4 separate regions of the Homo sapiens genome follow, and all the other regions are linked to region 3. The links are chromatin loops, found by intact Hi-C in ENCODE. Cell type or tissue: heart right ventricle. All regions are shown on one strand. Region 1 overlaps ANKS1B (ankyrin repeat and sterile alpha motif domain containing 1B). Region 2 overlaps ANKS1B (ankyrin repeat and sterile alpha motif domain containing 1B). Region 3 overlaps APAF1 (apoptotic peptidase activating factor 1). Region 4 overlaps ANKS1B (ankyrin repeat and sterile alpha motif domain containing 1B).

Region 1 (2,500 bases), 240 kb after region 3:
AGAAAGGTGCTTGGGAAAACCTAAGGCAGAGTGCTCTTCCTGAAAATGCAACTGCAGTTGTGAAAGCTTCTGTCTTTGTAAGGTTAAGATGTGTCCTTGGGGGAAGACACACACACACAAATTGCAGTTATTTATTGAGACCAGACTACTAAGTCACTTCGATGAAAACTTGAGAGCTTAAGACTCGCCAGCATGGGCTAAGAATAGATCACATTGCAGAAACCAGAACAGTTTCTTGGAAGGAATGGCTGAAGACATTGACAAAGGCTGAGCAGAGGATGAAATTGGGAAGTCACCCATCAACTATGGGGGTTGGGCAACGTGAAAATGTGCTTACCATTTGCAATGAAATGGAAAAGGCCTTGGTGAGAAGGCAGTGGAGATTAATGATAATAAGTCATGTTGAGTTTTAACAAGATAACATACAGGATAACAAAAAGGCAAAAGTTTATTAAGTCAGATCCTGATTTTGCAACTAACACCTTTTTTCCTCCCTCTCTTTTTCACCTTGAGACTGTTACAGATAGCTGAGTAAGGTGCCAAATTAGACTCGAACTGCATCTCAGGGTGAAAACTGTGAGTGAGCATCAGCTAATGTTATCCTAAAGTGTATGGAATTACAAGTTTCTATGAAGATGTTTTTGAGAAACCTTATTAGGATTAGTGCGTATGTTGTCAACATTGGATTTTCTAGAGAATCAGAGTGAATATAGCTGGTACATAAGCATTGTTAATTTGCATCATGGATATCAAAGCCTTCTTGATAGAAATTACCTATTTGCACTGCATACTAATTTGGGCATTGCTGCTCTGGAATTGATAAAAGTTTAGCCTATAAATTGGCTGAAGTTCCTTTTGTGCTAAGAAAGAATTTGCTAAGCAGATGCATAATGTGCCATTGGCCATTGCGGTTAATTTTTTTAAGAGAATAAATATTTCCAAGCACTTAAGTGCCATGTGTTACAAATCACACCACTCAGGGACTAGTTGAGGCTTCTTTTTTCCTTGAAGTCGGGCAGGCAGGACCTCTAGTGGCAATGGCTAGTTAGCAGTTAGATTTAGTGCTAATGTTTTAGAAAGTACAAACTGCACTTCTTTTAAATTCTGGTTGATAGACTTCAGGTTGATATTCCCCCCAATAATTTAAGCTTTGCACATTCTAATTCCCTGGTGTTCAAATTGTCACAAGTTCTTGCTGTGTACATATTTCTTGGAGGAACACTTTTAAAGAAAATGGCTTCAAAGATTCCCAGGCAAAGTGGACACCTGGACCTGTAAAAGGAACGCTGCCCCTAAGATGTGGAAAGAGGCCAACAAATGTTTTAATTGGTTCTTGACTTCAGTACTACTGACTTTTTCTCACATGGCACACTGATGCCCCTAAATACCCATTTGTCCTCTGAATTTGGTCTTTCAAACAAGGGTGAGAGATGATTTTGAGAGTGAGAAGAGAGCTGTTCTACTGGGGAAAAGGGCACAGGGAGGGAGTTTTGACAGGTATTTGTGGTGGCCACAGCCAGTGATAAAGCAAACACTGCAGCTGAGTTCAGGCCCCACTGTGAACGGGCCTGCAGTTACATCTCACTCCTCTCTTCTGTCAGTTGGGTCCCATGGGGTCCACTGGCAGGACCCACTCCAGGCAGGTGTCCCTGAGCCTCTCCTAACCACCTCTTTCTCCTCCATGTCTTTGCTCTCTATGTGGCGGGGGCAAGAGGGGAGCAAAGGGCAGTAGTGGCTTGTGTGCAGGCAGCCAGATGGGAGCCTGACCTTGGGTCACAGGCACACGAAAGGCACAGCCTACTGATGCACTATTTGGCCTGTGCTGTGAGGAGGGGGGTGCAGAGGGAGAGAGGAAGAGAGAAGAAAACTCCTTTCTTCTATCTCTAACCTAGGCATCTAGTGCATTTCAGTCCTGAATTCTTTCAGGGCTCAGCTGAAACTGTTACTTCAGAACCCTTCCCTGATCAAGGTCAGGCCTTCCACGGGCTTTTTGTAGCTTCCTGTGCTTGTCTCTACCAGCACTTATTATTATTACCATGAATTACTTGTGTAAATATTTATTATCTGTGTCAGTGGATGATAAGCTTCATGAGAGCAGAGATTGGTGTCTGTACTATTTATTTTTGTATTCTTATGCAGGAGGCCTGAGACAAAGTGCTAAATAAATATTTGTTGAATGAGTGAGTGAGGCAACAAATGAATCAATGAGATACACAAGAACATATGTATAAGAATGTTCTTTGGAAATAACCTAGAGTCTAGCAAGAGGGAAACAAATCATGGAGATCCATTTGTTTGAATATGTCATTGAAAGGCATATCTCAAAAAATATTTACTAACATTGAAAAATTCTCAGAATGTAAGGTTAAGAGAAAAAAGTAGGGACACAAAAATTGACATATGGTATGATTCCTTTTTCTTTTTTTGACATAAAGAAAATACAGAGAATTCTTACTATTCATGGTAGTTATATTCTATAAGGTCACTACAAACACTGAAT
Region 2 (2,500 bases), 310 kb after region 3:
AATGAGGGGTTAGCAGAAAGCTGGCGAAGGATTCTGGAAAGGCTTTGAATTCCTGCTGAAAAGGAAAAATGCAGTTGACAGATGACACTACCCTCTCTCTTCTTAACTTAAACGTGGATGTGATGCTTGGATATAGGTCCGCCATTCTGTGCTTCTGAGGGAAAGAGTCAGTCAATTCTCAGAGGGAGCAGCTCTAACACCGTGGAGCCATGGAATGAACACTAGGAACAAATGACCTCCCAGCTGATTGTTATATGAGAGAAATAAATGTCCATTTGTTTCAGCCACTGTACATAGGGCTTTCTGTTCTTTTTCAGCAAAACGCTCCTATTACAGCAGTTTTGTGACTTCAAGCAAGTTACTTTACTCTGTTTTAATGTTCCCATTTAAAAACAGGGATTATACCAATATCGTCCTCATAGGGTTGTTTGAAAGACTAAATGAGATAATATACGTAAAGAGCACAGAGTAAGCACTAGATAGGGATAAATTACTATTTTTATTACTATTTTGATGATGGGCTCTTAATAAGTCTTAGATGAATAAGTGGAGTAGGTCAAACCCAAAGGGTATGGCTTCAACCCAAGGCAACCCAAGGCAACCCAAGATAACTCATTTTTTTCTGTTTGAGAAAAATGAGAAAGGGTGGAGAAATGAGAGGAAGGTGGGGTGCGGGGAAGGAGGCAGGGCTAAAGTGGAGCCAGGTGGGTGCTGGGTGGGGGGGAAAATGCCCTATGAAAATCTCCCATGGTGAATGGTCAATGTGTTGGGGCCAACATATTGGCCATGTGTGGTCCAGGCATGCCAGTATCAACAGACACTAAATAAACATTTTTTTTTTTTGGCTCATTGAATAAATGAATGCATTGTGAGGGTGTTCATTAACAAAGAAATTGCCATCTCATCCTTAAAACTGAAGAGATAGAAGTGAGAGGGCAGAAGGTTTTTCTCCAGTGTCACTCGCACACCTATTATAATATTTGCCTGGAATTATGTGGGTGAAGATGCATTGCTCAATAATTGCCTGTGCCCTCGCAAGGAGCAGAGGAGAACATCCGGTGGGAGCAGAAGCAGAGGCAGAAAGAACAGATTTCCCACGGAGTAAAATATTCTGTTCTCATAAAAAGTCCCTTGCTGTAACAAACGAGAAAATGAAAAGGAGAGCCTGTAGAAGAGAGGCAGACACCTCTTAATAGGCACATCTCTCCAAAGTTTCCCACCAGGGGCCAACTGTTCATTAAACAGGGAACAAATGCGGGAGCGTAGCTGTGATGGGCTCCATTCCACAGCCCAGTGCTGGGACTGCAGTGCGCTAGGAAGGGCGTCGCTGTTGTTGCTGTGGCCCGGTGTGACAGCAGGTCTGGCATGTCAGAATCGCCCTGCACAAATAGCTCCTGTGCAGCTGCTCTCACCCAAACCTGCTCTGAGGAGGCTCAGTGCATTCTAATCCTTCCTAAAAACATGGACAGAAAGCAATGGAAAGTTGACATGTATAAAAGGTTTAGTCATGGGGTTTTTAAGTGGATGCCTCCATGAAAGGATCAACTCAGATGGCCACGTTTCTGAACATTATTTACATCAAAACCTGACATAAATGCCTCAGATCTAGCTATTTTCTTCCTCTATCCTCTTTTTACATGTCTCCTTTTCCCTCTCGATTGCTTTAGCTTGTAACCTGCATGCGCTTTCAAATGTGGTAAGCAAATAGAAAGCAAGACGCCATTTGAATAGTGAATGGACTTGTATTCCTGTTTAGGAATGTGTAGTTGCCCTTGGGCTTTCTCAGTTATAAGACTCATAAAATAAAACCTTAACACAGATGGAACACACACACACACACGCACATGCACCACTTAAAGCAGATGTGAGTCAAAAACATATGCTGATGAACTCAATTTGCTGATGGCATTCTGAGCAGTGAGCCCACTCAGTAGGGCTGAAGGGTTGGCATAGCAACTCTTCCTGGGAAAAAATAGACAGCTGGAATAAACCATGACGATGAAAGTCTTCTTCCAATGACTGAAGAAGTAGAGAGAAATTGCCATCTCTTCTAACCCCTTCAAGCAAAGCACCTTGGTTGAGGTTTATAGACTAGGATCTTACAAATTAGAAGTTCATGTATTTTCCTAGGTCAGATTCTATACCTTGGGTTATATTCCAGCTAAGAAACACTTTCAGATAGGCTGCATGGGGCTGTGGGGAAAGAGAGAGCACAAACCTCCAAAAAGCATGGAGCTTTGACCAAAGTTTATTTCTGTAACTTATCCTAAGGCTATGCCGAGTGAAGACTTGTTTACTCTAGCTGTAACTTACTCCATCACATAGCACCATTACTTTGAGAAATTAACATATTCATTCTCAATTATTTATCAAGTATCCAGCACTAGCAATAGGGACACAGTCCCTGCTTTTGAGGGATTCATGACTAGGCAGACAGCACCCTGAGTATATTAATTAAGATCTGATCCCATATTAGAATAATATGCACAAGAGACTTATT
Region 3 (2,500 bases):
TCAGTATCATTGGTTGGTTCACACTGATATAATGACAGGTAGTAAGCAGAGGTCCTGCAAAATGATGTTAGATAACAGCATTTCAAGGTCAAATTCTCCTGTAAGTTTTTACCTTTTGAGAGGATGAAAACTGTAAAATTATGTCCTGCCCCAAATGGCTCTATAACTTTTTAAGCATTTTGTAGGGTATCATGTTGATAAGCATGTGCTTTTCAGGCTCTGAGATGAACTGTTTTAAAATGTGAGTTCTATTTAAAAATTTGCCATTTAAAGCACGCAGAGGCCTGGGGTGCACAGGGACCCTGGATACAGTGTAGCGACTTGCTCAGAATGAAATGCTGGTATTAGTTTATGTGGTCCCTCAATATGTGGGATTTCACCACTGCTTGGACAGAAGCTGAAGTCAGGTCCAGAAACAGATGCAATTTAGACATGTATAATCAAGTTGGATTGTGCTACTTTTATTTTTCTTTGTAAAATTCAGGCAATAGTTGCTTTTTCTTTTTGTTTTTTAAAATTTTTTTAAATTGAAAACAAAACAAAACAAAACAGATGAGGTCTCACTGTGTTGCCCAGGCTGGTCTTGAACTCCTGGGCTCAAGTGATCCTCCCACCTTGGCTTCCCAAAGTGCTGGGATTACAGGTGTGAACCACTGTACCCAGCCTGATTTTCATATTAATAGGGAAACTGATTTCTCATATATTCTGGATAATGTAACTGAAGGTTCAGGCTTTTATGTTTATTTATTTATTTTTCTCTTTAGTATCAGGGAAGGCTGTTTTAGCACCTGCTGTCTCTTTTGCATTACCCAGATTACCTGCAGTTGTTGCAAGTAGAAAAGTTTTGGTTTTGGCCATGTTTCTTAGTATATATAATACTTCTTTTTACTCGAGAGATTTGAAAATGTACCTGGCCAGAAAAATTAGGTTTTACCTGGGAGTTGTGCTTTGGAAGCTGACTTAAAGCCTGAGCAGCAGCTTTCTCCCCCAACCCCCATCCTTCTCCGTGGCCAACCTTTGGTTTGGGCATGGGCAGTCATTATCACTCTGTGAGGCTGAGACACTGCTCATGGCCCAGAGGAGTGAAGGTGGATCTTCTTGAAGGCCTTTGTCTTTTGTGCTATTCAAGTGGTCCTACTAGTGAGCAAAGTTTACAGTATTTTGTATCTCATTCCTCAGGATCCAGTTAGTTTTGTAGCCCTATCTGGCCCTGCCAAGCACACAAAGAGTCTTGCTTGTCCCTGTTTTCAGAGACTTCCTTATGTCTCTGGATGCTCTGCTAGGTCACGACCTAACTTGGACTGGGTCCTGTGTAGTCTTCCTGCTGTGCATGTGGTAGGTTCGTGAAACACACTTCATTCCTGGCACAGCAGAGGGCAGCAGTGGCAAGTCGTGAGTCTCTTCATCTTACCACCTTTCTTCCACTTGTGTCCTTACTGTCAACATGTAATTTTTAGCTTCCACACCATGCAAGACTCTTAACTTTTTATTTAATTTTATGTTCTGCATTTTGGGCAGTGCTTCTAATTTTTTCTTTTTAAGAACGTAATAATGAAACTGGAGATCTTAATTTAAAAGCCTTACAAAAAGTCATGCATAGGTAAAAATAATTCATCAAGTGAAGTGAATAAGTTTATGTGGCATTTAATTTAGGAAAAATTCTAGAAGTGTGATTATAGAGTAAAACAAACTTTTTCTTTTTTATTACTTTAATTCAAAGCTTTGGGATGCGACATCAGCAAATGAGAGGAAAAGCATTAATGTGAAACAGTTCTTCCTAAATTTGGAGGACCCTCAAGAGGATATGGAAGTGATAGTGAAGTGTTGTTCGTGGTCTGCTGATGGTGCAAGGATAATGGTGGCAGCAAAAAATAAAATCTTTGTAAGTACTTTAAAAAGCCAACTTCAGTCTGATTTAAAGAAAGTTAAAACTTCTGTTCATTTTTGCATTTTACAATGTTTATTCATAAAAATAAAGTCTAGCTGTGTGATTTTGGGCAGTCTTCCTAACCTGTCATGGTTCTTTGGAACTGTGCTCCGTGAGATAAGGATGGCCTTGTAAGGAAAGGTCTCCATGGTTACACCGTTTGGGAAATATGTTTTGTATTGCTTTCCCCTATTAGGCACACTGTATGAACTAACATATTCAGGGCCCCAGGAAGTCCTCTTACACAATTTATGCCATCGAATCCAGTGTTCCTCAAATGTATTTAAAACATAGAATGCTTTCTTCATCACTCCTTTTTTTTCTTCAATTTTGATTACATTGGTTTAGGTGATTTTTCAAAGTGTTTTCTTACACCTACAATTTTATGATTTGATGACTCTGACAGAAATGCTCATCAATGACTGAACAAGATAGTGAAATTTTTATAAAGTAAATGAGGAAAATATGAAAAAAGTAAATAAGAAAATTCTTTGCTTTTCTTCCCCACATCTAATAGTAGCTGGTATTTGTGGTATTCAGAGTGCCCTCACATATAATTTCTTTTGATATAAG
Region 4 (2,500 bases), 300 kb after region 3:
CAGGCTTCAAAATTTTTAAACATTTAACTGGAATAGTAAGTAACCAACAAGCACTTAGAAAGTGCCTAGTGTTTATGATTCCTGCCACCTCAGAGAGCTACATTTGTGTTCAATCTTCGGACACTTAAATGTTTTCAATGTATGTAAATAATTATTGTTAAGATTTTCCTAATTTCTTTGTTAAAATGGTTCATTTCAAGGTTCTTTAGAGCTTGCATTTATTTCATTTTTTGTCATGTTTCTTTTCTCTTAGAATAAAAACCAGCAGTCATTTTAATTACCCCTGATAATGTTCATGAATACTGCCTTGGCCTGTCTTCTGGTTTGGAACCTTTTCAAGGGCGAATGGATATTTGTCTGGTGTTCCATGTATAACCTGTCCTTGTGCCACTTTTCCAATGTGGCAGGAAGGGAACAACTGTCATCTGTTCTGAGAATTCAGCACTGTGTCTGGCACTGTGGGAATTTACCCAGACTGCTTTGGGGGAAGACATCTGACACTTCATGATAATTGTAATTAACCAGAAAGACACTGGAATTGGAGGATTTGAAGGGAAATATGACAAGGGATTAAGACTTTGAGATTACTTTTGGAGCCAGGGTGACTTAAGCACATTTAAAAAGTTAGGTTTACTTATATATTATTATTATATTCTAAACCATAAGACATTTTCTAATAAGGTTTCTAAGAGGAACATGTAAACCTGGATCAAATTTAAATAAGGTTACTGAAAATATTAATGAAACCAATGACTGAGCATTTTATAAATGAGAACTGTATTGCTTTAAGTTGGAGAAAAGCTGCAAGTAAGACAACATATTTCTTCATTTGAAAGCTTGTGTCCTTATATGAGGGACATTGACAAATGAGTGGTGATAAAATGGTGGTCTATGTGCCATAAGGGCTTAGGTACATAAATTAATGTTTTATTAACCATAAAAATAAGGTTAAAAGGTTGAAATGTAGCCTTCATGTGTCTATGTAAAAAAGAGGCAGAAAAAAATCCTCAGCACTCTAGAGAAGCTTAGTCTCTGAGCAATCACTGCATATACTAATATATTCACATATAATCTAGAATGAATGTTAAATAACAAAAATCATGTTCGTTTTTATATTTTGCTTTGCCTTTGGGATACGAAGTGATGGAACGAGCTCGTTAACACTGCTCATTTCTGGTTAGAAGAACACTAGAACCACCTAGTGGATTTTTCATTTATTGCATGATCCCTACACTTTACTATTGCTAAATTGTTAATTGCTGAGATAGGCCTTAAAGTAAAATCAGTGGTTATAATCTCTTTGTGGGTCATAATAGAAATAGTAATTGTTAATCTTCAGCAGACAAAGCTGTCCCTAAGTCCTTGAAGGGAAGTCCCTGCCCACCAAATACTTACCAACTAGCACACTGCTGCATCTAGAAAAGCACAGGCAGAGTTAAACATTTGGCTGCTGAGATACACCGTGCAACTGGAGCTTTAAATTTCCTGTGAAAGTCAGTGAGCAAGGTAAACTGCAGCAATTCATCTGCATTCATGGCAGAGTCAACTTTCGGTGAGCAAGACTAGGGAACTCTGCAGAGCACAGCCAAGGGGCTACATTAGCAGCTTGACCTTTGTATTCAATATAAATCTGTGGGCACACAAACTGGCGTTTCTAATCAATTTTGTTTTTGGAGCAAAGTAGCTTATGTGGTTACAGCGTGCCCTGGTCATTCTGTTTCCCATTGCTGAACCAACTGGGTCTCCGCATCTTGGTGGTGATGACAGATGTTACGTATATTACATTGGGATTTGGGTCAGATAAATAGCAAATATTCTGGGAAAGGATACTTTATGTTTTTGCAAAAGGTTATAAAATACCAAACTTTAGTAAACCCTGATTCTAGGCCAAAGGTTAACTCTTTATATCTATGATTTATTAGGTATCAAAAGAAAAAAGTCAGGATCTAAGGGGAATGGAAAAGTTTCTGCTATTCTAACCTAAGAGCTGGTTGTCTTCTCCTAGTAAACTAACTGTTCAGCAGATGGGATGCATCGGGCTACAAGGTTGGTGCTTTCCAGCCGGCACCGCGTGTGAAGGGCATGTGGTTGGGCTGGGCTCTCCAAGTCTGCATGGCTTGGGTTGACTATAACCAGGGGAAACACGCAGTGGCTACAACTGCTTCTCCTAACAATTCTCGTTTCATTCTCTTCTCCCACAGTGTGAAGGAGGCTAGGTGGATATTCTCTGGGGCTTGAAATTTCACACTGCAAATTTTACGAGAGTGATGATCTCTTCCTAACTCTTTAGAAGCCAAGATAGGAAAAATTTCAGTTTACAAGAATAAAGCCCAATCCCTCTTCTTATGTTGGAATGTCCAGTAAAATGCTAAGAAACGGGTGGGTAGAAGAAGAGGAAAGGAAGAAGAGAAACAGAGAGGAGAGTAAGGAAAAAATAGAAAAGGCAGAAAAAAATAATGTACATGAACAACAACAAAAATAGTGACAAACAGAATGGACT

Evidence for each region. Hi-C counts contacts between places; a loop is a spot of excess contacts. Peaks named below come from ENCODE experiments on the same cell type or tissue, not always from the same donor. Only the 100,000 strongest peaks of a DNase experiment are listed, where the experiment ranks them.
Region 1: it touches region 3 in a loop (3-fold over the local background); 13 of 110 quality-filtered maps call a loop at or near these places.
Region 2: it touches region 3 in a loop (4-fold over the local background); 66 of 110 quality-filtered maps call a loop at or near these places.
Region 4: a loop joins it to region 3, with 32 times the contacts of the local background. A loop is called at or near these places in 66 of 110 quality-filtered maps.

The regions. Positions count from the first base shown.
Region 1 is chr12:98,938,537-98,941,036 of GRCh38, forward strand. All of the region lies in intron 17 of ANKS1B (ankyrin repeat and sterile alpha motif domain containing 1B), which reads right to left. Among named protein-coding and RNA genes, the nearest start is that of APAF1, 290 kb to the left of the region's middle. In heart right ventricle, a CTCF peak has its summit at 1,030; no DNase peak of the experiment used is centred here.
Region 2 is chr12:99,003,952-99,006,451 of GRCh38, forward strand. All of the region lies in intron 17 of ANKS1B (ankyrin repeat and sterile alpha motif domain containing 1B), which reads right to left. Among named protein-coding and RNA genes, the nearest start is that of APAF1, 360 kb to the left of the region's middle. In heart right ventricle, no CTCF peak of the experiment used is centred here; no DNase peak of the experiment used is centred here.
Region 3 is chr12:98,697,688-98,700,187 of GRCh38, forward strand. It overlaps APAF1 (apoptotic peptidase activating factor 1), which reads left to right. Exons shown (of 27, transcript NM_181861.2): 17 at 1,721-1,882. Among named protein-coding and RNA genes, the nearest start is that of APAF1, 54 kb to the left of the region's middle. RefSeq lists an enhancer at 1,287-1,456, a silencer at 1,369-1,438 and a cis regulatory region at 1,372. In heart right ventricle, a CTCF peak has its summit at 1,372 (motif pointing right); a DNase peak (open chromatin) is centred at 1,354; H3K27ac peaks cover 365 bases.
Region 4 is chr12:98,997,691-99,000,190 of GRCh38, forward strand. All of the region lies in intron 17 of ANKS1B (ankyrin repeat and sterile alpha motif domain containing 1B), which reads right to left. Among named protein-coding and RNA genes, the nearest start is that of APAF1, 350 kb to the left of the region's middle. In heart right ventricle, a CTCF peak has its summit at 1,201 (motif pointing left); no DNase peak of the experiment used is centred here.